Linked DNA regions of Homo sapiens: all the other regions are linked to region 1. The links are chromatin loops, found by intact Hi-C in ENCODE. Cell type or tissue: PC-9. All regions are shown on one strand. Region 1 has its middle 96 kb from the start of FGF3. Region 2 overlaps ANO1 (anoctamin 1). Region 3 has its middle 12 kb from the start of FADD. Region 4 has its middle 3.0 kb from the start of LINC02753. Region 5 overlaps ANO1 (anoctamin 1). Region 6 overlaps ANO1 (anoctamin 1). Region 7 holds the start of FGF19 (fibroblast growth factor 19).

Evidence for each region. A loop is a pair of places that touch in the nucleus more often than their neighbours do. Peaks named below come from ENCODE experiments on the same cell type or tissue, not always from the same donor. Only the 100,000 strongest peaks of a DNase experiment are listed, where the experiment ranks them.
Region 2: it touches region 1 in a loop (7-fold over the local background); 2 of 110 quality-filtered maps call a loop at or near these places.
Region 3: a loop joins it to region 1, with 15 times the contacts of the local background. A loop is called at or near these places in 109 of 110 quality-filtered maps.
Region 4: a loop joins it to region 1, with 3 times the contacts of the local background. A loop is called at or near these places in 26 of 110 quality-filtered maps.
Region 5: it touches region 1 in a loop (4-fold over the local background); 3 of 110 quality-filtered maps call a loop at or near these places.
Region 6: it touches region 1 in a loop (5-fold over the local background); 10 of 110 quality-filtered maps call a loop at or near these places.
Region 7: it touches region 1 in a loop (4-fold over the local background); 4 of 110 quality-filtered maps call a loop at or near these places.

What each region holds. Positions count from the first base shown.
Region 1 is chr11:69,913,864-69,917,863 of GRCh38, reverse strand. No RefSeq gene overlaps it. Among named protein-coding and RNA genes, the nearest start is that of FGF3, 96 kb to the right of the region's middle. In PC-9, CTCF peaks have their summits at 518, 726, 2,027 and 2,226 (motif pointing left); DNase peaks (open chromatin) are centred at 2,113, 2,553, 3,083 and 3,463; H3K4me3 peaks cover 2,909 bases; H3K27ac peaks cover 4,000 bases.
Region 2 is chr11:70,155,980-70,159,979 of GRCh38, reverse strand. It overlaps ANO1 (anoctamin 1), which reads right to left. Exons shown (of 26, transcript NM_018043.7): 15 at 3,992-4,000; 16 at 2,959-3,033. Among named protein-coding and RNA genes, the nearest start is that of FADD, 45 kb to the left of the region's middle. RefSeq lists an enhancer at 3,635-4,000. In PC-9, CTCF peaks have their summits at 1,415 and 1,626; a DNase peak (open chromatin) is centred at 209; H3K27ac peaks cover 1,198 bases.
Region 3 is chr11:70,189,602-70,193,601 of GRCh38, reverse strand. No RefSeq gene overlaps it. Among named protein-coding and RNA genes, the nearest start is that of FADD, 12 kb to the left of the region's middle. RefSeq lists an enhancer at 1,630-1,689. In PC-9, CTCF peaks have their summits at 1,670 and 1,873 (motif pointing right); a DNase peak (open chromatin) is centred at 1,901.
Region 4 is chr11:70,066,345-70,070,344 of GRCh38, reverse strand. It overlaps a transcript of ANO1 not described here. Among named protein-coding and RNA genes, the nearest start is that of LINC02753, 3.0 kb to the right of the region's middle. In PC-9, CTCF peaks have their summits at 2,008 and 2,208 (motif pointing right); a DNase peak (open chromatin) is centred at 2,134; H3K4me3 peaks cover 1,115 bases; H3K27ac peaks cover 3,609 bases.
Region 5 is chr11:70,138,344-70,142,343 of GRCh38, reverse strand. All of the region lies in intron 11 of ANO1 (anoctamin 1), which reads right to left. Among named protein-coding and RNA genes, the nearest start is that of ANO1, 62 kb to the right of the region's middle. RefSeq lists enhancers at 1-751, 752-1,565. In PC-9, no CTCF peak of the experiment used is centred here; a DNase peak (open chromatin) is centred at 2,093; H3K27ac peaks cover 1,717 bases.
Region 6 is chr11:70,126,627-70,130,626 of GRCh38, reverse strand. The region is part of intron 10 of ANO1 (anoctamin 1); the gene reads right to left. Among named protein-coding and RNA genes, the nearest start is that of ANO1, 50 kb to the right of the region's middle. RefSeq lists an enhancer at 1,004-1,836. In PC-9, no CTCF peak of the experiment used is centred here; DNase peaks (open chromatin) are centred at 2,074 and 2,406; H3K27ac peaks cover 915 bases.
Region 7 is chr11:69,702,476-69,706,475 of GRCh38, reverse strand. It overlaps FGF19 (fibroblast growth factor 19), which reads left to right and starts at 2,454. Exons shown (of 3, transcript NM_005117.3): 1 at 2,454-2,831; 2 at 3,112-3,215. The coding sequence starts at 2,600. RefSeq lists enhancers at 1-143, 683-1,045 and a promoter at 184-2,381. In PC-9, CTCF peaks have their summits at 1,565 and 1,768; a DNase peak (open chromatin) is centred at 2,205; H3K4me3 peaks cover 1,208 bases.

The sequences.
Region 1 (4,000 bases):
AGAGAGGGAGAGAGAGAGGAGAGAGGGAGAGAGAGAGGAGAGAGGGAGAGAGAGAGAGGGAGAGAGAGAAAGAGGAGAGAGGGAGAAAGAGAAAACAGAGAGAGGGAGATAGAGAAGAGAGGCAGAGAAGAGAGAGAGGGAGAGAGAGAAGAGAGGAGAGAGAGGGAGAGAGTGAGAGGAGAGAGGGAGAGGAGAGAGGGAGAGAGAGAAGAGAGGGAGAGACGGGGGAGAGAGAGAGGGAAACGGAGAGAGAGAGGAGAGAGGGAGAGAGAAGAGAAGAGAGAAGGGGAGGGGGCCAGAGAGGGAGAGAGAGAGGAGAGAGGGAGAGAGAGAGAGAGGAGAGAGGGAGAGAGAGGGAGAGGAGAGAGGGAGAGAGAGAGAAATAGAGAGGAGAAAGGGAGAGAGAGGAGGGAGAAGAGAGTGGGAGAGAGAAGAGAAGAGAGAGAAAGAGAGGAGGGGAGAGGGGGAGAGAGAGAGAAGCGGGGGAGAAGAGAAGAGAGGGAGAGAGAGAGAGGGAGGGGAGAGGGAGAGAGAGAGAAGAGAGGGAGAGAGAGAGGGAGAGGAGAAAGAGGAGAGGGAGGGAGAGAGGGAGAGGAGAGAGAGAGGAGAGAGGGAGAGGAGAGAGAGAGAAGAGAGGGAGAGAGAAAAAGAGAGAGGGAGAGAGTGAAGAGAGAGGGAGAGAGGCAGGGCGGAGCAGGGCAGGGCCAGGGCATGGCTCAGGAGAGAGAGGGAGAGGAGAGAAGGAGAGAGAGAGAGAGAGGGAGGGGAGAGAGGGAGAGATAGAAGAGAGGGAGAGAGGGAGAGGGAGAGAGAGGAAAATCTTCCCAGGAGGGGCAGTGCTGCTGACTTTGAAGATGGAGGAAGGGGCCACAAGCCAAGGAGCACAAGCTGCCTCTGGAAGCTGGAAAAGACAAGGCTTGGGTTCTCCTAGACTCTCCAGGAGAAATGTAGCCCTGCAGACACCTTGATTCTAGACTAGTGGCATTCCTTTTTTCTTCTTTTTTTTCTTTTTCTTTTTTTGAGACAGAGTCTTGCTCTGTCACCAGGGCTGGGGTGCTGTGGTGTAATCTCAGCTCACTGCAATCTCTGCCTACCAGGTTCAAGTGATTCTCCTGCCTCAGCCTCCTGAGCAGCTGGGATTACAGGTGCCAGCCACCATGCCCAGCCAATTTTTTGTATTTTTAGTAGAGACGGGTTTCACCATGTTGGCCAGGCTGGTCTTGAACTCTTGACCTCGTGATCCACCTGCCTTGGCCTCCCAAAGTGGTGGGATTACAGGCGTGAGCCACTGCACCTGGCTGAGATGAGGTTTTGCCATGTTTGCCAGGCTGGTCTTGAGCTCCTGACCTCAAGTGACCTGCCTGCCTCGGCCTCCCAAAGTGCAAGGATTACAGGTGTGAGCCACCATGCCCGGCTGATGAGCGGCATTTCTGACTTCCAGAACTGTCAGGAGAATCCACTTGTGCCATTTCCAGCCTGTAAGTTTGCAGGCATTGATTGCAGCAGCCGTTGGAAACAAACACATATCCCGTTCTAGGAAGGGATTCTGTGCCTTCTCAGTGAAAGAGGTCCCTTGGGACTGTTTCCTGTACTCCCAATGCCCGGAAGGTGGACTCCAGCCTCACTCTGCCCAGACCCCAAAGCTGGGGGAAAGAGGGGAGGGGGCCAGCTGGAGGCCTCTGGATGCCTTTCGGGGGGAAGTTGAAGGAGCCAGCGTTCTCCCAGGGGAAGCGAGGCAGCTGTGCCTGCTCCTGGCTGCCTGAGGACAAGGCGGAGGCTGGGGCTGGGGTCTTAGGGAGAGCGCTCCCCCATTCCCTGAGCCATGCCCCGGCCCTGCCCTGCTCCTCCCTGCTGGAGCCTGCCAAGAGTGACCCAGCCGGAAATCATAGAACATTCTTTTGGGATACGTTTTCTCCTATTTTTAAACTGTTGCTTTATTTTCTCATAATTTGTTGAATGTTTAACTTCAACATCAGAGGTGAAAAGGGGCCAGGAGCGAGGACACTGACCCGTCTGTCCTGCCCTCCCCACCCCCACCTCACTGGAAGCCTGGCTCAGAACACTCTTAGTCCCACTCTATAGGGGGTGGAGGGGTGCAGGGAGACACTGAGGCTTGGGGCGGAAGTGACTTGGCCCCCATCACTCCACTGCTGAAGCGGCAGGGGCTGGATCCTGGATCCAAGCCCAGGTCCCCGAAGCCACGTCCGGCTTTTCCCGGTGACACTGTGCTGCCCCCTAGAGGCGGTTGCTTTTCCAGAAAGTGCTAAGTGGACCTGAGCTGCAGGGCTCCCAGGGCAACCATGCCCTGCAGCCCCTGTGGTCAGCCCTAGGGCTCCAGCAGACCCCACGGGTCAATTGGGAATAAGTTTGCACCATGTGGAACACAGCCAGTCACAATGCGGGGCGACAGGGAAGAGCCAGCATCCCGTCCGTGGGGCAGGGTGAAAGCCCAGGAGACTGGGAACGAGGCTGTGATTCACTTCAACGAGGGGCCTTAAAAATATAGCAATGAGTGTCTAGTGCCTTGTTTGTTCAATGAATGTACTGAGTCCTGCTATGTCCAAAGGATGACTCAGACAACTTCTGGGGAGCATCCTGGGGTCCATGCCTCAGACCAACCTCTTACACCACCTCCACCTTCCTTCAACTTCTTTCCTCTTTGCTTTGGCTGCTAGGAAGCTCCCACCCAGTTTGTGTAAGTGAGGTCCAAAGCCTCTCCCCTTGGGCCCTGGAGGATGCCCTGTTCTGCTTTGGGCTTCTCTTTTGGGCTTCCTAGTACACTGCCTGTGCCTCCCAGCAGGCAGCAAGGAGCAGGGCAAGGGGAAGTCATGGTTGAGAAGCAGTCTCGGGGGCAGGGGGGTCCCGGGTTGGGTCCCAAGATGGAGGGCCCCCCCCCCACAGGCCACTTCTTGGCACCCGTGATTACCCACCTGGGCCTCCTGGTACCTCCAGGAGCCTGCTCCAGAGTCTGTCAAGGACACACAGATAAGATCTTGCCAGATAAGGATCCATTGACCCCGGGCATGGAAGGAGACAGCAGGGCCTCGAGCTTAACCACATCCTCCTGGCATCAGACCCACCTGGGAACAAAAATACCAGGTGTGGGTGGGTGTGGAGCCTCCGGAGACACTTCCCAGCCTGGCACAGCCCAGCCAGGACACCTCTCAAAGGTGAGGAGGAACAGGAAATTCCAAACCCGTCCCCACCCCGGAGTCAGCCTTTGAGTCCTTGCACCTTCAGCCGCAGCCTGACCTTCTGGGCCCTCAGTTTCTCCCCCTGTAAAGCAGAACCACAGCAAGCCCCCCACACAGGGGTGGAGAGGCTTAGGCGAGAGGGCCGTGGAGGTGCCGCGGAAACTGGAGGTGCTGCGCTGTCGGTGAAGGCCCTGGCCTCTTCTCCCAGGACTCTGCTAGAGAGAGCCGGCCCTCCTTAAGATGCCCAGCCCCCTCCCTGGCTGCAGCCTTCTGGGGCCTAGACAGGTAGAGGGAAGACAAGGCGCTGGCTCCAGCAGCTCCCAGTGCTGCCCAAGGGCTCCTGAGCTCGGCTGAGGGGCTCCACCTATTTTAGCCTGAGACCCTGTGTTCCCAGTGAGAGCCTTGGGGCTGCAGGGCTGGGCCCAGCCTGGACGCTGCTCCCTGCTTCTGGCCAGGGAGAGCCTGATGGTCACAGAGAGGTGGGTCTCAGAGTTTCTACAGGGTGGACCCCCGGAGTGTGGGTGCCTTATCATCTCCTGTCCCCACAACCCCCTCCCTGGCAACGTCATGCTCCAAAGGGCTTATTTCCCATCGGTGGATCTGGCTTCAGATCCAAGGAGGAGCCTGGGGGAGCCCAGGCCTGGGTCCCAGCCACACCTGCCCCATCATGTTGGCCCATGTTCCCACTTAGGTGGGAGATCATAAAAACTAGGGTCCCTGGGGGTCAGCCCCAAAGAGTCCCATTTGGCAGGGGTGGGGTGGGGCAGGACTGTGGGGCCGTAAGGAGGAGGGACTCAGGGAGGCTC
Region 2 (4,000 bases), 240 kb before region 1:
CACCGGCTTCTGCAGGCATCTGCCAGTGACACATGGTGACTGCACCCTGCCCAGGAAAATGCCTGCAGCCCTCACCACACCCTGACTAAGGAGAAGCCCTGCTGCGAGGCGTGGGGACCACTCCCTGGCCAGCTCCGGGGAACAAGGGCTTTCCTTGGAAAACCCCTCGGTCCTGCCAAGAGGCCTCCAGGATGTCTGTCCCCGTGCCAGCATGCGGAGGTGCAGCTGGAGCGCCAGGCCTGTGGGTGACTCAGCGAGGGAGGCCCTCCACCCCAGCGGGCGCGTCCCCTGCCCTGCCATGGGGCAGTCGGGCCCACAACAGGCACGCCCTGCAGCAGGCTCCCTTCCAGTCTCCCTGGTCCATCTCCCCCGCATCCCCAGGACCAGGGGCGTGTGGGGCACATCCTAGGTGCTCAACCAACGTTTGTTCGCTGAATGAAACTCCCAAGTTGAAGACAAAGCTGTGTCCTCTTCAACCCTATGAAGCCCTTGTGACAGGGGTTTACCAGTACGTCAAGGCTGGGAAAAGAGCCGGCTACTTCCCTATCCAATATCCTCTGTCTTTCCTCTACCATCCCGCCTTGCTGAGATGGCAGTGTGTGCTCATTCCTGAGCCTCCCTGCAGAGGAGGTGGCCACGTGAAACAGTTCTGACCAATGAGATGCAAGCAGAGGTGTGGTGGGTCTTCTGCGAAAGCACCTTCAGACAGGGGCTGCCACCCCTGGCCCATCTCTTCCCCCACCCTTCCCCTTCTTCCAGCCTGGAGAGTGGAAGTGATGCTGGAGGTGCAGCAGCCATGTTGTGACCAAGAGGGGACCCACTCCTAGGACAGGCTAGCAGAAGGTCAGAGAAGCCAGTGACTCTGATGGCATCGTGGGGCCACCAGACCAGCCCTAGACGGCCACCTCCTTCCCGGCCCCGCACTGGCCCTTCTGCGACAATGCTGCTGCTTCTGCAGTGGGAGTGGCTGAACCTCAGGCTAGCCTCCCCTGGGTGAGGGATGGGGAGGCTCCGGTTATCTCCCAACCCCCTAGCCTGGCACCTGGCCAGAGGGGACACATCCCCTCAGCACGAGGCCGGGTGCCCTCCCACCAAGTCACCGAGAGCACAACAGCCCCCAGCCCCCAGCCCCCACCGAGGGGGTCCCCTTCTCCAGGTAAGGGGGATGAGCAGGCCCCACCACTGAGGCCACCCTCCTCTGGACTTCTTTATGTCGGCCAGCGTCCCTCTTACTGTACCTAAGAGCATGAGGGGACACTGGATCTTCCCACTTCTTCCATGACTTGGTCAGGGGGCCCTTGGCCCCTCACTCAACCCAGAAAACAAAGACAGCCCCCCGCCTCTGTCTCTCCAAGTTCCTACAGAATGGCATGGATCTTGGAGCAGACAGCCTGACTGGCACCAGCTTCTGCAGGCATATGCCAGTGACTACATGGTGACCACAGCCACCACCTCTGGCTGGCACTGGAGGAGAAGTGCAGCCTTCTGGCTTTAGTTTCTGTATCAGCAGGAGGGGGATGGTACCAGGACTGGCCAGTGATGAGACGCTCTGGTGAGGCCCTCAGTGCACAGCTGCCAACCTGGGCTCCAGTACCAGGACTCGGGGCTAGGTGGCCACAGGAGGCGCTGCCTTCAAGCTGTTGGGCTGGACGAGGGCAGGGTCATTTGTAACATGACCACGGCTGGCTCCGAGTACTTGGGGGGTGATGGAAACACAGCTAGCAGGCGGCCAAGGCCGAATCCATTGGGGGTTGAAGTCCCTGGGATTGAAATCCCCTAAAAGCCACAAGATGTTTGCCCACAAGCCACGTCACAGACTTGTGGTCCCTGAGTAGCACTATCGTGTCCTGTCTGCATGTTATTTATTTAATAGTTTTCTTTTTTAAAATTTTTAAAAATTTGTTTTTACTTAATTTAATGCTGATGCCTGTATCAGGGCTCAAGTCATGTTTTGGTCACAAAATAAACATAAACAGGTTTTTTTTTTTTTTTTTTTTTTTGAGACAGGGTCTCGCTCTGTCACCCATACTGGAGTGCAGTGGCGTGACCACAGCTCACTGCAGCCTCGACTTCTCAGTCTCCAGCAATTCTCCCACTACAGCCTCCCGAATAGCTGGGACCACAGGCGCGCACGACCACGCCAGCTAATTTTTGTATTTTTGGTTTTGCCATGTGGCCCAGGCTAGTCTCAAACTCTTAAGCTCAAGCAATCTTCCTGCCTCGGCCTCCCAAAGTGCTGGGAATACAGGTGTGAGCCACTGCACCCGGCCCATTTAATGGTTTTCTTAAAAAGTCTTCAGTTTCATCTTAAATGATATCTTTGAATCCCAGGCTTGAATTACTAGATACTCAAATAATTGTGTCTCTCAAAATGAAAGCTGTGTATCAGGGACCACAGAAATCATCTCATGTACTCCCTGGCGTGTGAAGCCCCCACTGGGGGTCACTTTGGAACCCTGGTCTCTTCCCATTTTAGGGGTAGTGGTGAGTCTTCCCCACCCACTGCCCTGAGGAGATGGGGCCGGCGCACCCTGGGACCAGTGGCACCACCGTGTGAAAGGCTGAATCAGGTCTTGGAGGACACCAATCGCATCCTTTTTTTTTTTTTTTTTTGAGACAGAGTCTTGCTCTGTCACCCAGGCTGGAGTGCAGTGGTGTGATCTTGGCTCCCCGCAACCTCTGCCTCCCGGGTTCAAGCAATTGTCCTGCCTCAGCCTCCTGAGTAGCTGGGACTACAGGCATGCACCACCACACCAGCTAATTTTTGCATTTTTAGTAAGAGACGGGGTTTCACCATATTGGCCAGGCTGGTCTCGAACTCCTGACCTCAAGTGATCTGCCCGCCTCGGCCTCCCAAAGTGCTGGGATTACAGTCGTGAACCACCACGCCCGGCTGAAGCCAATCACTTCCTTGCGGTTTCCCCTGACTTCGTCTGGCCTTAACCTTCTGGAACTTACCATGAAGATGATGGAGACCAAGTTAGTGAGGTAGGCTGGGAACCGATCTCTCCATGTCAGCTTCACTTTGTCAGTCTACAACACAAAACAATGCCGGTCACTGTCTGGAACCATCACGATGAGACATCTCTGTGTGTCAGCGTGGGTGCATGTGCGTGCGTGCATGGGCCCAGGGACAACTTGAACAACAGAAATACTCAGAAAAACCTCAAAAATGCCCACAGGTGATGAGCCAGTGCAAACGCATAGGGTTCCAAGAAGCATTTCGGGGTTTATCACCTATGTCACAGGATAACGGGAGCAAGAACCGTTTAACACTGTGATTCCTCTGTGTGTAGGACATTGTAATGCCAGCTGCCTTTCTAAAGACTGTTGGACCCACGTCTGGGAGAAACCTGGACTTGGAGTCCATTTCTTCAGCTAAAAGTCTCACTTCTAGGTCTAGAAGATGGAAGATGTTTTCCCAGTGCCACCCAGACCATAATAGTTATTTTTCCTTTGTGGAGCAAGTTGAAACAAGCAGCTAGCACTACAAGTTAAAACGTCGTCTGCGGTGACACATGTCCTGAAGGCTCTCAGAACCCAGGGTTGGCTTGGTCTGGAGAAACCCTAGGTAGAAGCTCATCACTAATCCGGGATGTTTCAAATGGGGGTGGATTTTTCCATGGGAAAATGCATGTATTAGGTCACAGAATGCAGACGGGCATGACACCGGAGGCCACTCGTTCTGGGGTGGGTGGCATGCATGTTAACGAGGAGACCAAGAAACACTTGCAGGCAGTTGTGACAAGCACGTTTCACGAGCTCCAAGTCAAGCCAGAGCCCCACCCCCGTCCCCGCCACCGCAGACCCACCATAGCCATGCAGTGCCATCGCAACATGCTGGGCTCACTGGGTGCCGAAGGAAGACAGAGAAACACGGATGTGAATGTTAAAAAAAAATATATACAACAGTTTGTTGAGGAAAAACACAATCGACTTTGATTGCCTGCAAACAGTCAAGACGCGCGCTGCCCGCAAAATAGAAAAGTACCAATTTCAC
Region 3 (4,000 bases), 280 kb before region 1:
GTTTGGGAGGGTGAGGAGACTCAGGAAGGGCAGGCCCCACCGGGCTGCAGTCGAATGTGAGCATGAGACCTGGCGAACGTGGGGCTGTGCAGCAGAAGGTGTGATTTCTCAGCAGAACATGCAAACGTGGACTTTAAATGCCTGGTTTTCATATATTAAATTAACTTCAAAAGTTAACATGTGCTGAACCTACCGAACAGAGGTTGTCTTGGGCTTGATGCTATTCATGGTCCACCTCCACCCTCAGAGGAGAGCAGCGGAACCTGCATGGCCGGCCACCAGTGTGTCATTGCCAGGCCTGGTGGTGCAGCCGGTGCCCTCAGACCTCAGGGCCCGCTGGGCTCGCCCCCAACCCTGCCCCCAGCCACACTACTCTAGGGACCAGTAGTAGAAGACTTTTTGTGCCAGGCTCCTGGGTCCAAGGGGTGATGTGCTGCCAGCTTGTGGATGGCTGCAGTGGAGCCCTGAGCCTCTCTGAGCCTCCTGTGCCCATCTGTATAATAGCGGCACTGGCTGCAGTTTCCACCCTACAGCAGCCATGACCCCAAACATAAGTCAGATCCCATCACTGCCCTCATAGACACTGCCCAGCCCTGCCCATGGCACCTACCACCAAGTTCAAAGTCTTCACTCAGCCGGAGCCCTGCATGAGTCGTCTCTAGCCACCTCTCCTGCGTCTCCTGTCACCTCCCTGCCCCTCTGCTCCTGGAGCTCGTCCAGCAGCTGCTGCCTTGGCCTGTGCACCGACTGTTGTGTGTTTCTGGCTCCTTGTTGCTCAAGTCCCAAGGGGCCTCCCTGCGCAGTGTAGTCACTCACCCTCAGTCAGTCACACTCCCTGCTGGATTTTCATCAGCGCTCCCTTTTCTGAAGTTGTCTGGTTCCACGGTTGATTTTCTGGTTCAGCATTGGACTTCCTTTGTGAGAATGTCATGTGGGAGGGAAGGGGCTGTGTCCTTGTTCTTCACCCTTCTCGTCCTAGTGCCTGACACACAGTGGGAGTTCATTTTTTTTTGGTGTGTGTGTGTATATATATATATATATATATATATATATATATATATATTTTTTTTTTACTTAGAGACTGGGTTTCACTCTGTTGGCCAGGCTGGTCTTGAACTCCTGGCCTCAAGTCATCCACCTCGGCCTCCCAAAGTGCTAGAATTACAGACGTGAGCCACTGCACCTGGTCTAATTTTTATTTATTTTTTGAGACAGGGTTTTGCTCTGTTGCCCAGGCTGCAGTGCAGTGATGCAATCATAGCTCACTGCAGCCTTGACCTCCTGGGCTCAAGTGATTCTCCTACCTCACTCTCTCGAGTAGCTGGGGCCACAGGTGCCCGCCACCATGCCCAGCTAATTTTTTTATTTCTTGTAGAGACAGGGTCTTGCTATGTTGCCCAGGCTGGTCTCGAACTCCTGGGCTCAAGCAATCCTTCTGTCTGGGCCTCTCAATGCAGTAATCCCTCATGTGGGATTACCAGCATGAGCCGCTGCACTTGGCCTACAGTAGGAGTTCAATAAATGTTTCTTGAATGTTCCATACATGTTTATGAGGTCTGGCCTTCAGACTTGGCATTAAAGCGCCCTGAGATCTTGGTCAAGAGCCTGTTTCCTCATCTATCAGATGTGGCTGAAGGTCCCCACCTGTGCCCTCCCAGGCTCTGGGAGGACCCATGGAGACAGGAGGGCAGAGGGAAGGGGTTCCCGCGATGCCAATCCTGGGTGCCGTTCTCCCTGAGCCCTCCCTACAGGATTGAGAAAGTGGGTGCCGTTCTCCTTGGGCCCTCCCTACAGGATCGAGAATGTGGGGCCCAAGCTTTAGGAGGATGCGCCTGACCAAGGTGGCAAGGCGCTGTGCTGAGGAGAGCCAGCACAAGGGGGCGCCCGAGGCCTGCCACAGGTCGAAAGAGGCCCTGCCTTGTCCTGGCGGTGAAGGGAAGGTGGCCGACGCCGAGGGCCGCACAAGGACACTGTCCCCAGCCCGAAGCGCCATACTGCTTTGCTGACGCTGTTAAAAATATACGTTCTTTTATGAAGTGATAGTGATTATAGGTGACGGTTCTAAAAAAATGTCCCCACTTGCCCAAATGAAAACATTGACAACCCAAGGTCAGTCCCAAAACGTTTTGAAGAAATTTGGGGTCCATGAAACCCTAAATACTAGTCTGTTGGGTTGTGGGATCAGAGGTCGAGATATGGGATTCTTGGAAGAGCCTGCTAGAAAGTGTGACCACAATCCCCCATCCCAACATACACACACACACACACACACACACACACACAAACACAGAGGAATATGTGGTACATCTGTGCATACACACAAGCACACTCAGACACCAGTACATATGCACACACACCAGCACACATGCACACACACACTAGCATATATGCACACACACCAGCACATATGCACACACACACCAGCACATATGCACACACACAAGCACACATGCATACACACACTAGCATATATGCAGACACCAGCACACATGCACACACACACACCAGCACATATGCACACACACTAGCATATATGCACACATATCAGCACATATACACACACACCAGCACACATGCACACACACACCAGCACATATGCACACACACACCAGCACACATGCACACACACACGCCAGCACACATGCACACACAGCACATATGCATACACACAGCACACATGCACACACACACCAGCACATATGCGCACACACAGCATATATGCACACACACCAGCACATATGCACACACACACAGCACATATGCACACACAGCACATATGCACACACACCAGCACATATGCACACACACCGGCACATATGCACACACACAGCACATATGCATATACAAACACAGGCAAAGGCAAACACGTGTGTGAACCCTGGGGTGATGCACACTGACATGGTTTGGCTCTGTCCCCACCTGAATCTCATGTTAAATTGTAATCCCCACGTGTCGAGGGCGGGACCTGGTGGGAGGTGGTTGAATCATGAGGCGCATTTCCGCCATGCTGTTCTTGTGATAGTGGGTGAGTTCTCACAACATCTGATGGTTTGAAAATGTGGCACTTGTCCCCTTTGCTCGCTCTCTCCTGCTCCACCATTGTGAAGACGTGCTTGCTTCCCCTTTGCTTTCTGCTACGATCGTTAAGTTTCCTGAGACCTCTCAGTCATGCCTCCTGTTAAGCATGCAAAAGTGTGAGTCAATTAAACCTCTTTTCTTCGTAAATTATCCAGTCTCAGGTAGTTCTATTTATTTATATATTTTTTGAGATGGGGTCTAACTCTGTCACCCAGATTGGTGTGCTATGGCATGATCTCGGTTCACTGCAGCCTTTGCTTCCCAGGTTCAAGTGATTCTCCTGCCTCAGCCTCCCCAGTAGCTGAGATGACAGGTGTGCGCCACCATGCTCGACTAATTTTTATGTAACTTTTTTTTTTGGAGAGATGGGATTTTGCCATGTTGGCCAGGCTGGTCTTGAACTCCTCACCTCCAGCAATCCACCCGCCTTGTCCTCCCAAAGTGCTGGGATTACAGGTGTGAGCCACCACACCTGGGCTCAGGTAGTTCTTTATAGCAGTGTGAGAACGGATAATACATACATAAACCATGCAAACACATAAACACAGGCATTCACAAGTACACACACGCACTGTATACACACGTGCATGCACACATAGACATATACACACACATGCATATATGCACACGTGTCCACATGCACACACACCTGCACCCATATGCAAATACAAGCAAATACAAATGCATACATACACACGTGATGTACACAAACATGTAAAGACACAGGCACATGCACACAAGCAAATGCGAACATGCGTGCACATGATGCATGCAAAACACATGCAAATGAATAGGCACACACATGTGCATGCACAAATGCACACACGTACAGAAAGATGAAGTCCCAAGAACATTTAGAGCCATGCGCAGGCCGGCACCAAAGGAAAGAGATGCCTGTCCGTCAGTGCTGAGTTTGCAGGGT
Region 4 (4,000 bases), 150 kb before region 1:
TCCATAGAATCCGCCACCCCTTATCTGCAGAGGAGTTCGCTTCATCATCTTGTTTTCCCTCTGCCTCCCCTCACCCTCCTTGGCTAGAATGGCGGCTCCAGGTGATTTTGTCATAATTTGATCGCTCATTTTCATGCTGAAAATGACGTGAGCCACAGAGACCTAGAAAAATGCACAGAATTGAACCAGCTATCCAACAAAGTTGAGCCCCAAGGCATTGACTCTTAAAACATAAGGAAGAGAGAGCATGAGACAGAGTGGCCTCTGTGACAGACAGTGGCTGCCTGTCTTTGCAAAATGCATTAATGGCCAACAGCAAATTAATTAAGTCATTTCAATCCCTTCGCTTATGTAGACAAAATCCAAAGATCCGTGTCATATAGGGTTAGTAAGTACATGCATGCACATCCTTGCATGCATACACATACGACAACTCATCCCCAAAGGGTTAAAAATGGACCCGACATGGGATCTCCTCCCCAATGGCATGCATAATCAGTGGTTCTAGTGTCCATCCAGAAGCTCTTCCTGAATACAGATATTTAAGATTTTTAAGCTCATCACAGCCCAGATCCTCCAAGACACATAGTCATATAGAGCCCAGGGGCCACAGGGCTGCCTGCCCCGCCTCTAACGTAGATTATCGTTTTCCAAAAGCTGTTCCCAAGACTCAGTGTCCCTGCCTCTTAAGCAGGAATGATTACATCTGAAATCAGGCTTTCTGGAAAATCAAGTCAGCATCCCTGCTTCTTAAACATGAACGATTACGTCTGAAATCAGGCTTTCTGAAAAATCAAGTGTCCTCCTCCCCCTTTAAGCTCATCACAGCCCAGATCCTCTGTGTTAAACAGATCTCAAATCTGTTTAGCTTGGGGACCAAACAGAGTGGGGCTGTTTTCCCTTAAACCCATCGGAAGGAGTTTATTCGTCAATTTTCACTCCACTATTTGACTCTCAGCTCAAGCACCTTGAGACGTGCTTGGCCGTCCACTCCTCTGTTCCTGTTTCCTTCCAGTTTGATGGAGAAGTCTTTCCTCCAACCTTAGAGGGACTCTTTCAAAGCCACAGGTTCCTTCTGGATCTCTCTGCAGAACACACTCCCTGGTTCCTTCAAGCCACATCTCAGAAGAGAAAGCGGACCCTTTCCTTGGTCAGGGAGGATGGTGGGGCTTCCAATTCTTTCCCAAAGGAAACCAGGGTAAAAGCAAAGAACCCCCAGCCCATGCTCAGAGATGGCCCCGGGCCCTCTGTGAGTGGATTCATATGGCTTGTTTCACAAGGCAGGGGGACCCTGTGGAGGGGGATATTCTTTCATCAAGGAGGTCCTGAGGCATGAAGCCCAGCCTTTGTAGATGCACCTAAGAAAATACATGGGCCTGGGCCCCCCTGGTCCTTGGAGCTGGATGAGTCTGCAGCGGCTGGTGACATTGGGGACCATCAGCTTGCAGAGAGCATGGTAACAGCCTTCCTTCCCTACTGCTGCCTGTCACAGCCTTGTTTAGCTTGGGGACCAAACAGAGGGGGACAGTTTTCCCTTAGATGACCACTGGGACTGCCCCTACCCGCCTTCCCACCACTTCAGAACAGTTGGAGGAGTGGGCTAGGGAAAGAGTAGGGGGCGTGCCAGCGAGAGAGCCCCTTACCATGGAGCAGACATAGGCTAATGGCCTCCTCCTCCCAGGAGTTAATTGTATTCTCTTGGGCTGGACTTCATGTTTCCTGGGAGCTGTGACCCTCCTTCCCTCCTGGCTCACGTCTCCAAGCCTTCTGCTAAGAAACCACCTTTCCAGGGTCTGCCCTGGCCCCACTCCCAGCCCCTTCCACTGCTTCCCCGCATCTGTTATCTGACAACTTATTATTCTCCCTGCACCAGGAAAGCAGGGACCTTTGTTTTTTGTTTTCTCTGTATTCTCAGGACCCAGCGGAGCCTGGCACACAGTAGGTATGCAAAGTATCCTTTGAAAGGATGAACAAATGAGCTAATGTCCTTTGTCGGTGTCCACAGATTCTAGCACCCGCCTAGTGGAGGACAATGAAGAGTTTACCCACAGGTCAATTTTTACCCGATTCAACCAACCCCTGCACGGACACTTGCCTCTTAACAGGAGGCTGTGGAATCTAAACAAACAGGTTCTCCCTAGGGGCAAGGATGGAGTTGTTGTCTTAACATTTTCCAGCTGGTGGAGCTGCTGGGGAAAGCTGCTGAGGCCACTGCCACCCACCACAAAAGCCCCATTGAGAGCCCCGCCTTCTCCAATACGAGGGCTCCTGTCCAGGGAGGAGGTGGGCTGGGTTTTTCTGGCAGGAGCGTGTCCCCTCCACAGGGGCAATCAGCCTATTTATTAAGGTCCTTCTACGTGTTAAGCTGTGAGCCCAGGGCACAGACCCGCAGGTGTGAGGCTGATAGTCTGCCAGGAAGTCAGAAATCTGACAGCCACAGAAAAATGCTGAAGGACCAGGGGAGGAAAGGTCATGGTCAATTCCGGAAGACTTTGCACAGGGAGTGGCTTCTCAGCTGAATCCTAAACGGTCACTGGTAACTAGGAAGATGAAAAGGAGGGGTCGACTGCCCAAGCCGGGGCAGGGGGTCGGGAGGTCTGGAGGGACGGGAAGGCTGGGAAGGGCCTTGGGGCTGCCTGTGCATCCACCGGGTGCCTGTGAGCATCTTCTCAAGGTTGCCGGGCACTGGGGAAGAAGCAGCCAGCAAAACACGCACAGGCCGGGTGCGGCGGCTCATGCCTGTAATCCCAACTCTTTGGGAGGCTGAGGCAGACGGATCACTTGAGGTCGGGAGTTCAAGACCAGCCTGGCCAACATGGTGAAACCCCATCTCTACTAAAAATACAAAAATTAGCCAGGCATGATGGCAGGCGCCTGTAATCCAAGCTATTCGGGAGACTGAGGCAGGACAATTGCTTAAACCTAGGGGGTGGAGGTTGCAGTGAGCGGAGATTGCGCCACTGCACTCCAGCCTGGGCACCAGAGGGAGACTCCGTCTCAAAAAAAAAAAAAAAAAAAAAACACCCACGATTCCTTGTCCCCTTGGAGCTGCTGTCCAGCGAGGGAGGGGCAGGCAGACCATCGACAAAACAGAAGCAAATGACACGGCAGGTGGGATGCTCAGAGGTGGTTAAGCCCCACGGGGTAGAGGGGTTTGGACATGGCTGGAAGGTGGGAACAGCAGTTTCTCATGGTGGCCAGTACAGACCTTGCTCTGTGGGGGGCCCTTCATGACTGCTTGATATAAGGAAACTTTGGGAAGACTTAGACAACCAGGCTCCATTTTTATACAAATAAAAGGATTTTTGGTCACATGAGTTAGGAAAACAGCAGTGCCGGTCATGATCCCTGGACACCCCGGACAGACTGGCCTCCCCGCTGGGGGGCTGCTTTTTCAAGTTTGTTTTGGGCCCCTTTGCATGGGCCTGGGAGTGGGGACAGGCACTTCCTTGGCTGGACTAGCAGCATCCATGGGCCTGGCTGGCAGCAACCAGGCCGGGGCAGAGTGTCCCTCCTGGGGCTGACTGGTCTATGACTGTGGTCAGGTTGTGCCAGGACAGCCTCCGGGGTGCTTTGCTCCACCGTGGAGTTACGGTGATGGAGCTGGCAGCATCCCTGCCGCTGAAGGGGGTCTAATCTCCACGGGAGACCAGACGTCTCTGCTGTGCCGTCATTCAGGGAGGCCAAAGTCAGGGCTGCCACCCACCCCGCCCCCGCCACCAAATCACCAAGGAGAGGAGGACTCCATGTGCCCTCAACACATTGCAGACATTTGGCAAATGTTTGTGGGGGTGATTGTCCCAGGAGACTGTTGGGCATGGCTGACTCATCTATCAGAATGGAACTTTCTAGAGACTGATGATGGGTGCCAGGCACAGGCCTCCTCCCCCTCTGTCCCTGCAACCCTGCAGGGTGTCTTTGGACAAGTCATGTGGGCTCTGGGACCCCTGTTTCCAACTCAGTCCCAATAAGAAGACAGGCTGTTGAGATGTTAAGAGTG
Region 5 (4,000 bases), 220 kb before region 1:
TGGGTGACTTGTCAACTCCATGTAAAATCTCAGGCCCAGCCCCTGGGAGGGGTTCCAGTTCCATCTCTGGCATTTCATTAAAGTTGGGACCATCTTTCTCCGGCTTTTTGCAGCCAGGCTCAAATCAGATAAACTCCTTTGTTCTTCGTGGAACTGACAAGCAGTTAAAACCCCATTATTATGCTATAATTTCAGAAAATGGATCCAAGTGAATAGCTAAATAGGGCTCAAGGCTGCTTAATGAGACATCTTATTTGAGGCTTTCAAATGTCAGAAATTCCAGACAGCAGCAAGCTGAAGTCTCTGGGACCAACGTGTCAGCTCCAGGAAAGCTGGACCCCACGGTGCAGTGGAAGCAAAGATTAAAACAGCAGGCTGGAGGTGATTCATCCACCGTGAATACGGACCCCCACACCCCGGCGGGCGGGTGGCCACGACCAGGCTCCCGGCTGCCAGGCAGTAACAGGTTTCTGTCTCTTTGCCATTGTAGGAGCAGAAATGTGAACAGCTGGAGGCCGGAAAAGAAAGGACACAAGCGGAGAAGAAACACCAGAGGAAAAATAATCCCTTAGAGGGTAAAGAACAAATAATTGAATAAGGGATTAAAAAACACACAAGGAGAGATCCCTGGTAATTACCCTTGACAGCCAGTGTGAAAAGGGCCCGGGATGGGGGCTTTGTCCCTCCCCTCTCCGCTCACACCTCTCAGCCGCAGTAGGTTCTTTCCTGTTGCTCCTGTCTTGATTTAGAATAAGCTCCTTTTCTCTAAAGCAAATGCTTCGTGGGAGTGGCCTGGCTTTTTTGTGAATTCCCCCCGCCCCCGCTCAAAATGGGAGCGTGCAGACGGAACTTGTACTTGACTGTATTTGACAGTCGGGGCACATTTGTTGTCTCCCAGGGCTGAAGTGGAGCTAGGGAGGGGTGAGACAAGCAGCAAAGCCTCCCGCGGGGTCAGCAGGCACAGAGTCCCCCACTCCCAGAGTCGGGGGAATGTAGCCATCTGCTACGAAGGGGCTGGCCCGCAGCTCTTGGGGCGCAAGGCACTAGGTGTGCAGTGAAGAACTGCAAAACAGGCAAGCTGGCTTCTCGAAACAGGGCCACCAAATGAACGGCCACAGCCCATGGGGGACGGCGCGCTCAGTAGCACTACGCCTACATGTCCCCTGCTACTGGCTTACGGTACATTCCTGCTACCCCAAGAGGGCCCTGCATGAGGGAACGTTTGGACAGAGAGGTGGGACCAGGGCACGTGCTGAAACCTTGGAGGCAGATGGGCCGGGGTGCGCATCTGAGACGTCTGTTAGGGACCTGTTAGCTGTGTGATTTTGGGCAAGTCGCTTACCCTCTCTGTGCTTCTATCAGAGGCATTCCAACCAGAGAGACTCCATCTTGAGTGAGGACTAGGAAAAATGAGGCCGGGGCTTGCCGGGCTGTATTCCCAGAAAGTGAGGCATTCCCAGCCTCTAGATGTTTACATTAAGGGACAGATTGATAATGTTTACTAAGCAGACCCAGACTCAGGAATGTCCTGATATCCCGAGATGTTGAGAACAAAAGCATTCCTAATTTCGCTTTAGAGATAATAATATTGATTCTCACAAAATATAGTAATTAAGACAATTAATCCTTTATCACAAACCCTTGTAGCAGAGTATATCTCCCCATGATTTTCTTTGTTATCCTCTACATAAACAAGCACTGTACCTAGGGTAGGCACGGTCCTCCTCTTACTTTGGGAATGCCCTATTCTGTAGCCATTCTTTCACTCCTTTACTTTCTTTCTTTCTTCTTCTTCTTCTTTTTTTTTTCCTTGAGACAGAGTCTTGCTCTTGTCACCCAGGCTGGAGTGCAATGGTATGATCTCGGCTCACTGCAACCTCCGCCTCCTGGGTTCAAACGATTATCCTGCCTCAGCCTCCTGAGTAGCTGGGATTACAGGTACCTGCCACCACGCTCGGCTAATTTTTTGTATTTTTAGTAGAGAGGGGGTTTCACCATGTTGGCCAGGCTGGTCTTGTACTCGTGACCTCAGGTGATCCACACACCTTGGCCTCCCAAAGTGCTGAGATTACAGATGTGAGTCACTGAGCCCGGCCACTCCTTTACTTTCTTAATAAACTTGCTTTCACTTTAGACTGTGGACTCACCCTGAATTCTTTCTTGTGTGAGATCCAAAAACCCTCTCCTGGGGTGTGGCTCAAGACCCCTTTCTGGGAACACTTTAGCGTCTTCAACAGAGAAAAGAACAGAGCCTTGGTCTGCTGTGGGGTTACAGAGAGAGCCGGTGTAGAGCCCTTAGCCCGGGGCCTGGCACGGAGGCAGTCCTCAGCGCAGCTCCCAAAGGGAAGGAGGTGTATTTTTGTGGAGTCAGACGGGGAAACTACTCTAGGTGAGAGAAAAACTTGGAGGTAATCCAGTCAGGAACAAGCAAGGCACGTGTTCAGCACACACGCCAGCCGGAGCCAGTTAGTAATGCCCGCGGAGTAGGGCCTAGAGTCAGGTATTTGGGGCTCAAGATGGAGACTTCTTAAATAACTTGAAACAGAAGTACCATTTAACTCAGCAATGCCATTACTGGGTATATGCCCAAAGGAATATCAATTGTTCTACCATAGACACATGTATGCATATGTTTACTGCAGCATTACTTATGAGAGCAAAGACATGGAATCAACAAAGATGCCCATCAATGGTTAACTGGGTAAAGAATATTTGGTGCAGGCCGGGCGTGGTGGCTTACACCTGTAATCCCAGCACTTTGGGAGGCTGAGGTAGGCAGATCACCTGAGGTCAGGAGTTCAAGACCAGCCTGGCCAACATGGTGAAACTCCGTCTCTCCTGAAAATACAAAAATTAGCTGGGCGTGGTGGCGGGCGGCTATAATCCCAGCTACTCGGGAGGCTGAGGCAGGAGAATCGCTTGAACATGGGAGGCAGAGGATGTAGTGAGCTGAGATCGCGCCACTGCACTCCAGCCTGGACAACAAGAGTGAGACACCGTCTCTACTAAAAATAGAAAAATTAGCCGGGCATGGTGGCAGGTGCCTGTAATGCCAGCTACTCGGGAGGCTGAGGCAGGAGAATCACTTGAACATGGGAGGCGGAGTTTGCAGTGAGCCGAGATTGTGCCACTGCACTCCAGCCTGGGCGACAGACACTCTGTCTCAAGATAAAAAATAAAAAAGAATATGTGGTCCGTATACACCAGGGAACACTACGCAGTCATAAAAAGAAGGCCTTTGCAGCAACATGGATGGAGCTAGAGACCATTATCCTAAGCGGACTAAACGAATGCAGGAACAGAAAACCAAATGCCACATGTTCTCACCTTTAAGTGGGAGCTAAACATTGAGTACACAGGGACACAAAGCAGGGGACAGGAGACACCGAGGCCTACTCGAGGGTGGAGGGTGGGAGGAGGGTGAGGATGGAAAAACTATCTGTCGGGTACTGTGCTGGTTATCTGGGTGACAAAATAACCTGTACACCAAACCAACGGCACGCAGTTTACCCATGTAACAGATCAGCACATGTCACCTCTGAGCCTAAAATAAAAGTTGGAAAGAAAAAAAAACTGCAACTAAAAAAAAAAGTTATGAAAAAGTATTTGGGGCTCAGAAACCAGAATTCTGGGGTTCAAGCCCTGCTTACGAGCGGGTGTAAGTTTGGGAAGGTTGCCCTAGTTTGTTCATCTGCCAGATGGGGTCATAGAGCTATTTACCTCCTTCGGGGGGAGTTAGTGAGTCAGCACGCGGGAGATGCTCATGACAGTGCCTGGCACAAAATAAGGCTCACCTACCTTCAGCTGTGATTCTTTTCTTTTCTTTTTTTTTTTTTTGAGACGGACTTTCACTCTTTTTGCCCAGGCTGGAGTGCAATGGCGTGATCTTGGCTCACTGCGACCTCTGCCTCCTGGGTTCAAGCGATTCTCCTGCCTTAGTCTCCTGAGATTACAGGCGTGAGCCACTGCGCCCAGCCTTTTTTTTTTTTTTTTTTTCTGA
Region 6 (4,000 bases), 210 kb before region 1:
TGACTTACTCCCACTAATATTAGAAAATACTAATACTTCCAGGCTATCGGCGGCGAGAGCAGGAGCCTCATTACTGGCAGGCACAGATGTTCCACCTCACTTGGACCAGCACTGGGGACTGTTGCAATCCCAGAGCCCAGAGAGGGGAAGTAACTTGTTCAGGGCCACGCAGCAGAGTGGGAATGGAATCCTGGTCTGTGTGTATCTTCAAAGCCCAAGCACTGCCGGCTCTCATCTACTGCTCAAGGGCCATGGGGGGCTCCTTGTGGAAGTTGGGTGGCCTGAACTGGGCCCTCAACTGACTACTCATACCCTCCGTGGCCCTGGCCAAGTCCTTTAGCCTCAGATTCAGTTTTTCGTTCTGGAAAATGAGGAGGGGTCAGAATAAGGTCCCTTCCTGCTCTGGCCTGCTTTGAACTTTCTCCTTTCTGCTGCCTTGGACAAGGCTCTGGGCTCTAAGTACACACCCTGGCTGGTTGGGTCGGAGGGTGATGTGGGGGGATGCTGAAGTGGGTGTTTGTTTTTTGACTTTCTGGATATGCTGAACTTATGCGCAGAACCATGCCTGGTCCACAGCAGCTGGTGCTTAATAAACGTCCCTTGCAAGGCTCTGAAGGGCCTCCTCTGTGCCCAGCATCATGGGCATTCTGGTTCAATTCTCTTCCTTCAGGTACAGTCCCTAAACATTTATTAAAAAGTGGTGTAGGGCCAGGCACGGTGGCTCATGCCTGTAATCCCAGCACTGGGAGGCCGAGGCAGGCAGATCACTCGAGGTCAGGAGTTTGAGACCAGCCTGGCCAACATGGTGAAACCCCGTCTCTACTAAAAATACAAACATTAGCCTGGCATGTAATCCCAGCCTGTAATCCCAGCTACTCGGGAGGCTGAGGCAGGAGAATTGCTTGAACCTGGGAGGTGGAGGTTGCATTGAGTCGAGATCACACCACTGTACTCCAGCCTGGGCGACAGAGTGAGACTCTGTGTCAAAAAAAAAAAAAGGCGGGGGGTGGGGTGTAGGTACTGCATGTATCTGGCACAAAAGATGGATAGGTTAAGAAGAATTCATTGCAGCCACAGCCTGGAGCATGGAGGAAGTGTGTGTGTGTGCATGGGAGCAGGGGTCGGGCAGGGTGAGTAGGCACACACAGCCGTTGGGAGAACCTGCACTCTACGGTCAGCTAGCTCTGGGTTTGTATCTCAGCTCTTGCATTTTGTGATCCGTGTGGCCTTAGTTTTCCCGGCTGCAGAATGGGGTTGCTGATAGTGAAGAGAAGCCGTGTTAATAGGTTGTCAGGAGGATTAAACAACCAACAACCAACACGAGTGTGGCCCTTGGAACAGTGCCTGGCACCCCTCGGCCATCACGTGGTCACCAACGCTGTTGTCATTATTATGCAATAGCCAAGCACTTTGCAGCAGCAGTGAGTTTTAAACACGAGCCAGGAGCCGGCCTTTCGGGGTTTATCTCATGCCCCTCACTCAGCCTCCTCTCTTCTGAGGGCCTCTTGAGGGCAGAAGAAAGCAGCGTTTTGGGGGGTTGGGGGCAGGACGTCCCCAGTTGGGCACAACGCGAGCCCCTCTTCCAGAGAACAGGCATGTGGAAGGCCATCCCCATCATCGCCAGCATGTGGCCCAGGCCACAGTGACCACCTGGACTGAGGATGGCCTGGAGTCCACAGTGGTGGGACTGGGGACAGGCAGGGCCAAGGCGTACACCAACGGCCTGCCCATGAGCCCTACCGCTCTCCTAGGCTCTCCTCCCTGCCCACCTCAGCTTCTCGCACAAACACCATCAGCCCAACAAGAAGCCTTTTTCTGCTGGTTTTAAATCCCCCTCCGCCTCTCACTTCACCGCCTTTAGCCAAAATACAAAGAGCAGGAAGCTCTCTTCTTCAGAGAGGACCGGAGGTACAAGGGCAGCAGGCGGCTCCATGCTGGGGCTTCCCTGCAAGCTTGGTGGGGATGGGGCGGAAGCTGCAGGGAGCACGCACCTCCCGCTTCGCTCCAGGTCGCCTGCTGGGCAGAGGCCTTGGCTTTGGCCTCATCTCCGCCCACAGCGGCTGAATCCTGAGTAACTGCTGTTTGCATTTCTGACCATGTGGTGGAAGGGCCGAGCTGGCATGGCCAACCCCTGGGCTGGCAGAGCCTCCCTGCTGGGGCCACCCTCCAAGGGAAGGAAGGAAGGAAGATGGAGGTCCCCCAGGCTTCCTCCAGGGCTCATGGGGAGAATCCTCACCTTACACTCACCATTTTCCTCCGGCTTTGAGCTCCTAGCCTAAAGCCAGCCTTACAATCCCCACCAAGTCTGGACTACCTTGATCTTTACCACAACCAAACCCAAGTGCCCAGGACCTCATACCATATTAGCAAACAAAGGGAAACCTTTCTCCTGCCTAGGACCAAATTAACACCAAAAGGGAGATAAGCCAGATTCCTCAGAGCTTTGATTCGGGGGTGGGGGTGGGGTGGAATATTTTAGGTGTTATTCATGTATCAAAACATCACTTAAACAAAAATTGACCAGATATGGTCTTTTTGTGCTGCAAAGAGTCAGTTTCTTTCCTAAGACTGATTGGGTCTTTACAGACAGGCTCAGTGGATACATTTTCTAAACTATACCTCTGCTTTAGAGATACTTGGCAGGAGTGGTTCGAAAAATAACCAAACTAACATTTTAGGGCTTTTCTGAGACTTGGAGCCCTTGCAGGGCAGGGTCAGCCCAAATTCCCCTTTATAGTCAATTCCCTGGCAGAGCGATTTGCACGCTGAAGGCACTGCCTGTCGGCATAGAAACCCTGCCAGAGGTTGGGAGCCTGGAATTATCCTTAGGTTCATGTCAGGAAATCTAAGAAACAGCTACAAAAGCAAGCACCAGAGGGACTCTGCACACTGAGGCTGAGCTTCTCAAAACTTGACTCTTTTTTTTTTTGGCTACAGGGCCCCACTCTGTTCCCCCAGGCTGGAGTGCAGTGGTGAGACCATGGCTCACTGTGGCCTCGACCTCCCGGGCTCAAGGGATCCTCCAACCTTAGCCTCCCAATGTGTTGGCATTACAGGCATGCGCCATCGCACCAGGCAAAACTGGACTCTTGTTCTGAAGTCATGTGGGGGAACTGGGCCCCTGAGCGAGGCGAGGCTGTCTCAGGTCTGGGCCTTCTTTTCCGAGCTCCCTGACGTCTGACATACCCTTGGTGAACAGCAGAAGGCACATCGGATCTACATTCAGATGCCTGCCTATGCTGTGGGATGCAATCCTCCCTTATGGAACAGTTCCTGCAGAATTTCTCGGGGCCGTGCAGATAAGGGAAGCAGGCAGCCTTAGGAAGCTGGGCAGGTGGAACCTACTGTACAGCCCACGAGCGCCAGCCTGCACTGAGGCCACTAGCATTCGCATCTCACCTCCCGGGAGCACCAGCCTGCACCGAGGCCTCTAGCATTCATGTCTCACTTCCTGCAAGCACCAGCCTGCACCGAAGCCTCTAGCGTTCACGTCTCACCTCCTGGGAGCACCAGACTGCACCGAGGCCTCTAGCGTTCATGTCTCACTTCCCGCAAGCACCAGCCTGCACCGAGGCCTCTAGTGTTCACGTCTCACCTCCTGGGAGCACCAGCCTGTACCGAGGCCTCTAGCATTCATGTCTCACCTCCCGCAAGTGCCAGCCTGCACCGAGGCCTCTAGCGTTCACGTCTCACCTCCTGGGAGCACCAGCCTGTACCGAGGCCTCTAGCATTCATGTCTCACCTCCCGCAAGTGCCAGCCTGCACCGAGGCCTCTAGCGTTCACGTCTCACCTCCTGGGAGCACCAGCCTGTACCGAGGCCTCTAGCATTCACGTCTCACCTCCCGCAAGTGCCAGCCTGCACCGAAGTCTGGCATTCACGCTCACCTCCCGCAAGCACCAGCCTGCACCGAGGCCTCTGGCATCCATGTCTCACCTCCCGCAAGTACCAGCCTGCACCGAAGCCTAGCATTCATGCTCACCTCCCGCGAACACCAGCCA
Region 7 (4,000 bases), 210 kb after region 1:
CCAGGGAGCCCAGCAAACACCCAAGATCGTGTGCCTGGCCCACCTGGGGCAAACCCTCGAGGCCCGGCAGTCCATCTCTGTAACCGTCAGCTACCTCACATGAGCAGGATCCATCCCCTAAGCTCTCAGAGCATTGCTGTGCCTGTGAGATGGCCGGCACACAGCTGACCTCAAGGCCTGCCATCAACACCTTCATGAGTGCTACATCCCAGGCCCTCTCTGTCCCCTCTTCCTTGTCACCCTCAGGACAAGCCTGAGAGCAAGCTGAGAGGGCAATGGGTCAGCGGTCCACGACCTACCCAGGGAGTGGCCGGGTGTGATCCATGCTACAGTGGGTCTGACCCCGGAGCCCCTGTCCCGGGATAAGACGCAGCACAGCCTGGATTTACGAGCCCCACTGTTTGGGTTCAAATTCCAACTTCACCACTAACAGAGTGTGCGACCTTGGGTTACTCGGCCACTTTTCTGGGGCCATTTCCCTCCTGCTCCATGGGGGAGGGAGGAATAGAATACTGTGGGGGCTCTTGTGGAGATTTGAGCTGAGAACCTCCATGAAGCGCTCAGAACAGGGGCTGGGGGACAGCAGCCGCCTTCCTCATTTCCCCACCTCCCTGATCGCATCAGCCACTCTCTTCCCCATGTCCCTGGAAGGGGCTGCAGAGGGGTAGGGGTGGAACCAGAGGCTGCCATCGCCCCCACCCGGTTTGGGTCGTGTCCCCCAGTGCAGCCTCTGCCATCGCCCTCAAGAGCATTTATCACGCATTTACCACGGATCTTTAAAACGAAAGCTGCAGGGGAGGGTAATTAAGTTTAATAGGAGCCGCCGTCGATTTAAAGCCACAGGGGGGAAGTAATTAGATTTAACAGAAGCCACGGCTTTCTGAACCAAGACACACAGCGTGGGGGTCCCTGGTCTAGAAAGCCTTCGGGATGATGTCTTTTTGTAAAGACTTTCCTGGTGACATTTGCTGCGCCCTCAGTCATTAACGCCAGTCACTGACTGGGGAATGAATGTGGCCTCTGCTCATTGAAATTCATTAGGCCTGGCATTTCTCTCGCTGTCTCTCCTGTTTGCCCTCCCCATCGCCTTTGCGCTGGGCCAGGAGGGCTCTGCCCCCAAAACCAGCCTCCTGGGGCCCCACATCCAGGAGCTGGGGGTTTGGAAGAATAACAAGAAATAATTAGAGTTAAACCAAAGCCCCGTAGGAGGACCCCTTTATTCCCCGCCTGGGTATTCTCTGGATGTCGTTTTCTTTATTGGCAGGAACCGCTTCATGGAGCGGCCCCCATTTCTTTCCTCACCTGGCACCTGCCCGGACGCCAGGGGCGCCCATCACCGTTCCTGGGCCCCTTCCCGACCCCTCCCCACCAGGTAAGGCGCTCTCGACCTCCCCGACCGTGCTGTTCCTCCTGACCCCGTGCGCAGGGACTCGGGGACTCAAAAACCAGACCCCCGACACAAGACAGCTCAAAAAACGGGAAACGGAGGCCCAGGCCTCCCTCCCTGCGCCCCTGCCTCCACCACCCTCCAGCCGAGAAGCTGGGGTTCACCAATCCCGCAGCTGGCCCGCCCACCCTGCCCGAGAGCCTCCTTCCCAGTGCCCCCTTTCAGGTTGCATCTCGCGCACAGCCGCGGGGCCGGGGCGAGCGCGGAGCAGGCAGGGGCGCGGGGCCAGGAGCGCAAAGCCCAGGCGGACGCCGAGGCTGCGGCGCCACCTACAGTCCGCGCGGCTTCCATTGTTTCCCCGCCGGCCGAGAGCGCGCCCGGCCCCCCGTCGGGGGGCAATTTACCCGGATAAAAGGGGCGGGGCAGGAATTGCAAGAAGATGAAGCTGAAAGAACCTGAGACTGTCGGAACTGCCGGGGAAAATTCTACGGGACGGCTTTGACGTCAGATGTGCGGGGCTGCGAAAGTCGGGGGAGGGAGTGCGAGTGGGCTTTTAAGGGGAAGGGCACTAAGGCCGAGGTGAGGCTTTTCCCGACAGAGGGTGAAGGGGGCAAAACTCGGTGCCCCCCAACCTCTGGCCCCGGGGTTCCTGACCCCGCCCCCGCTAGTGCCCCACGCCGAGTGCATCCACTGGGAGCCTGAGGCCTGGGGGAAGGGCCCCAGTTGTCGATTGCTTTACAAAGTCAAACTCTCCCAGCCAAGAACCTCGGGGCCGCTGCGCGGTGGGGAGGAGTTCCCCGAAACCCGGCCGCTAAGCGAGGCCTCCTCCTCCCGCAGATCCGAACGGCCTGGGCGGGGTCACCCCGGCTGGGACAAGAAGCCGCCGCCTGCCTGCCCGGGCCCGGGGAGGGGGCTGGGGCTGGGGCCGGAGGCGGGGTGTGAGTGGGTGTGTGCGGGGGGCGGAGGCTTGATGCAATCCCGATAAGAAATGCTCGGGTGTCTTGGGCACCTACCCGTGGGGCCCGTAAGGCGCTACTATATAAGGCTGCCGGCCCGGAGCCGCCGCGCCGTCAGAGCAGGAGCGCTGCGTCCAGGATCTAGGGCCACGACCATCCCAACCCGGCACTCACAGCCCCGCAGCGCATCCCGGTCGCCGCCCAGCCTCCCGCACCCCCATCGCCGGAGCTGCGCCGAGAGCCCCAGGGAGGTGCCATGCGGAGCGGGTGTGTGGTGGTCCACGTATGGATCCTGGCCGGCCTCTGGCTGGCCGTGGCCGGGCGCCCCCTCGCCTTCTCGGACGCGGGGCCCCACGTGCACTACGGCTGGGGCGACCCCATCCGCCTGCGGCACCTGTACACCTCCGGCCCCCACGGGCTCTCCAGCTGCTTCCTGCGCATCCGTGCCGACGGCGTCGTGGACTGCGCGCGGGGCCAGAGCGCGCACAGTGAGTGCCCGCCAGCACCCCCGCCCGCCCCGCCGCGCGCACCCCACCCCGCTGCGCGCGCCCCACCCCAGCGCCCTTCCTTCCTTTGCCACCCTTAGGCTCCTGCGGACCCCTCAACTCCTGGGAACCCCAGGTTTTGGCACCTGGACGTTAGGATCCCTCCGTTAGTCCCCAAACAGCGCGGGACGCTAGGGAGAAGCACAGGCTTGTGGACCGACCGCACCCACGTGGTGCGGGCCCAGCGGTCCTTGCTGCAGCTTCTCGCTTCCCCTGCGCCTAGGTTTGCTGGAGATCAAGGCAGTCGCTCTGCGGACCGTGGCCATCAAGGGCGTGCACAGCGTGCGGTACCTCTGCATGGGCGCCGACGGCAAGATGCAGGGGCTGGTAAGTGTCCCCACGGGGCGGATGCGCCGGGGCGGGGGACCGGCGCCTGTCCCCGGGCGGAGGCCTGAAGGAGAGAAAGGCGCTGGTTCGAATCCAGGGTTTCCTCGCCTCCTCCGCCCAGACCCGCGTGCAACTTCGAGGGAAAGATTGCAAAGACCGATTAAGTGCATGTCCGACGATTTCCTACGGAAATTTAGGGTCTCAGCCAGCAGCCAGAGAATAGGCAAAAGCTGCCTTTGCATTTCCAATTGAGTCAAAGGCCGGCCTAGCCGGACCGAGGAAACCCATTATTCGGCCTCCTTTGATATTAAACAGGAAAACCCACCTCGGGCCTTTTCAGCCTCTGCCTGCGCGTGTGTGGTCCTCGCCTCCGTTTCCCTCCCTCCAGTATAAAAGAAGAAAAAAAGAATGGGAAAGAAAAAAGAGGATCTACCCATAACTTTCCTTTAAAAACAAATCAATTGTCAAGCAAGGCAGAAAACAGTGCATTTGGGATAGGAGAGATTTTTTTTTTAGAATTAATTTTTAATCTACCAGGAGCACGGTGTGGCTTAGACGCAGATGCGCTGGAGTCATGTTGCGCCAGGGGAGTGCTTTTCCTCCTGCGGGCCTCACCTGTCCTGTAAACGCTTTCTGGTGGGGGCAGGGGGTGGGGGCTGGCAGGGAAGGCCCAGGTAACCGCAGAGGTCCCGGGGCCGGAAGTGTACGAGCGCTGGGGCTCTGGTGGCCGGGAACAAAGGCTGGGAGTTCAAAGGAACGAACCCGCGCCCCTCCCGCGGCCCCGC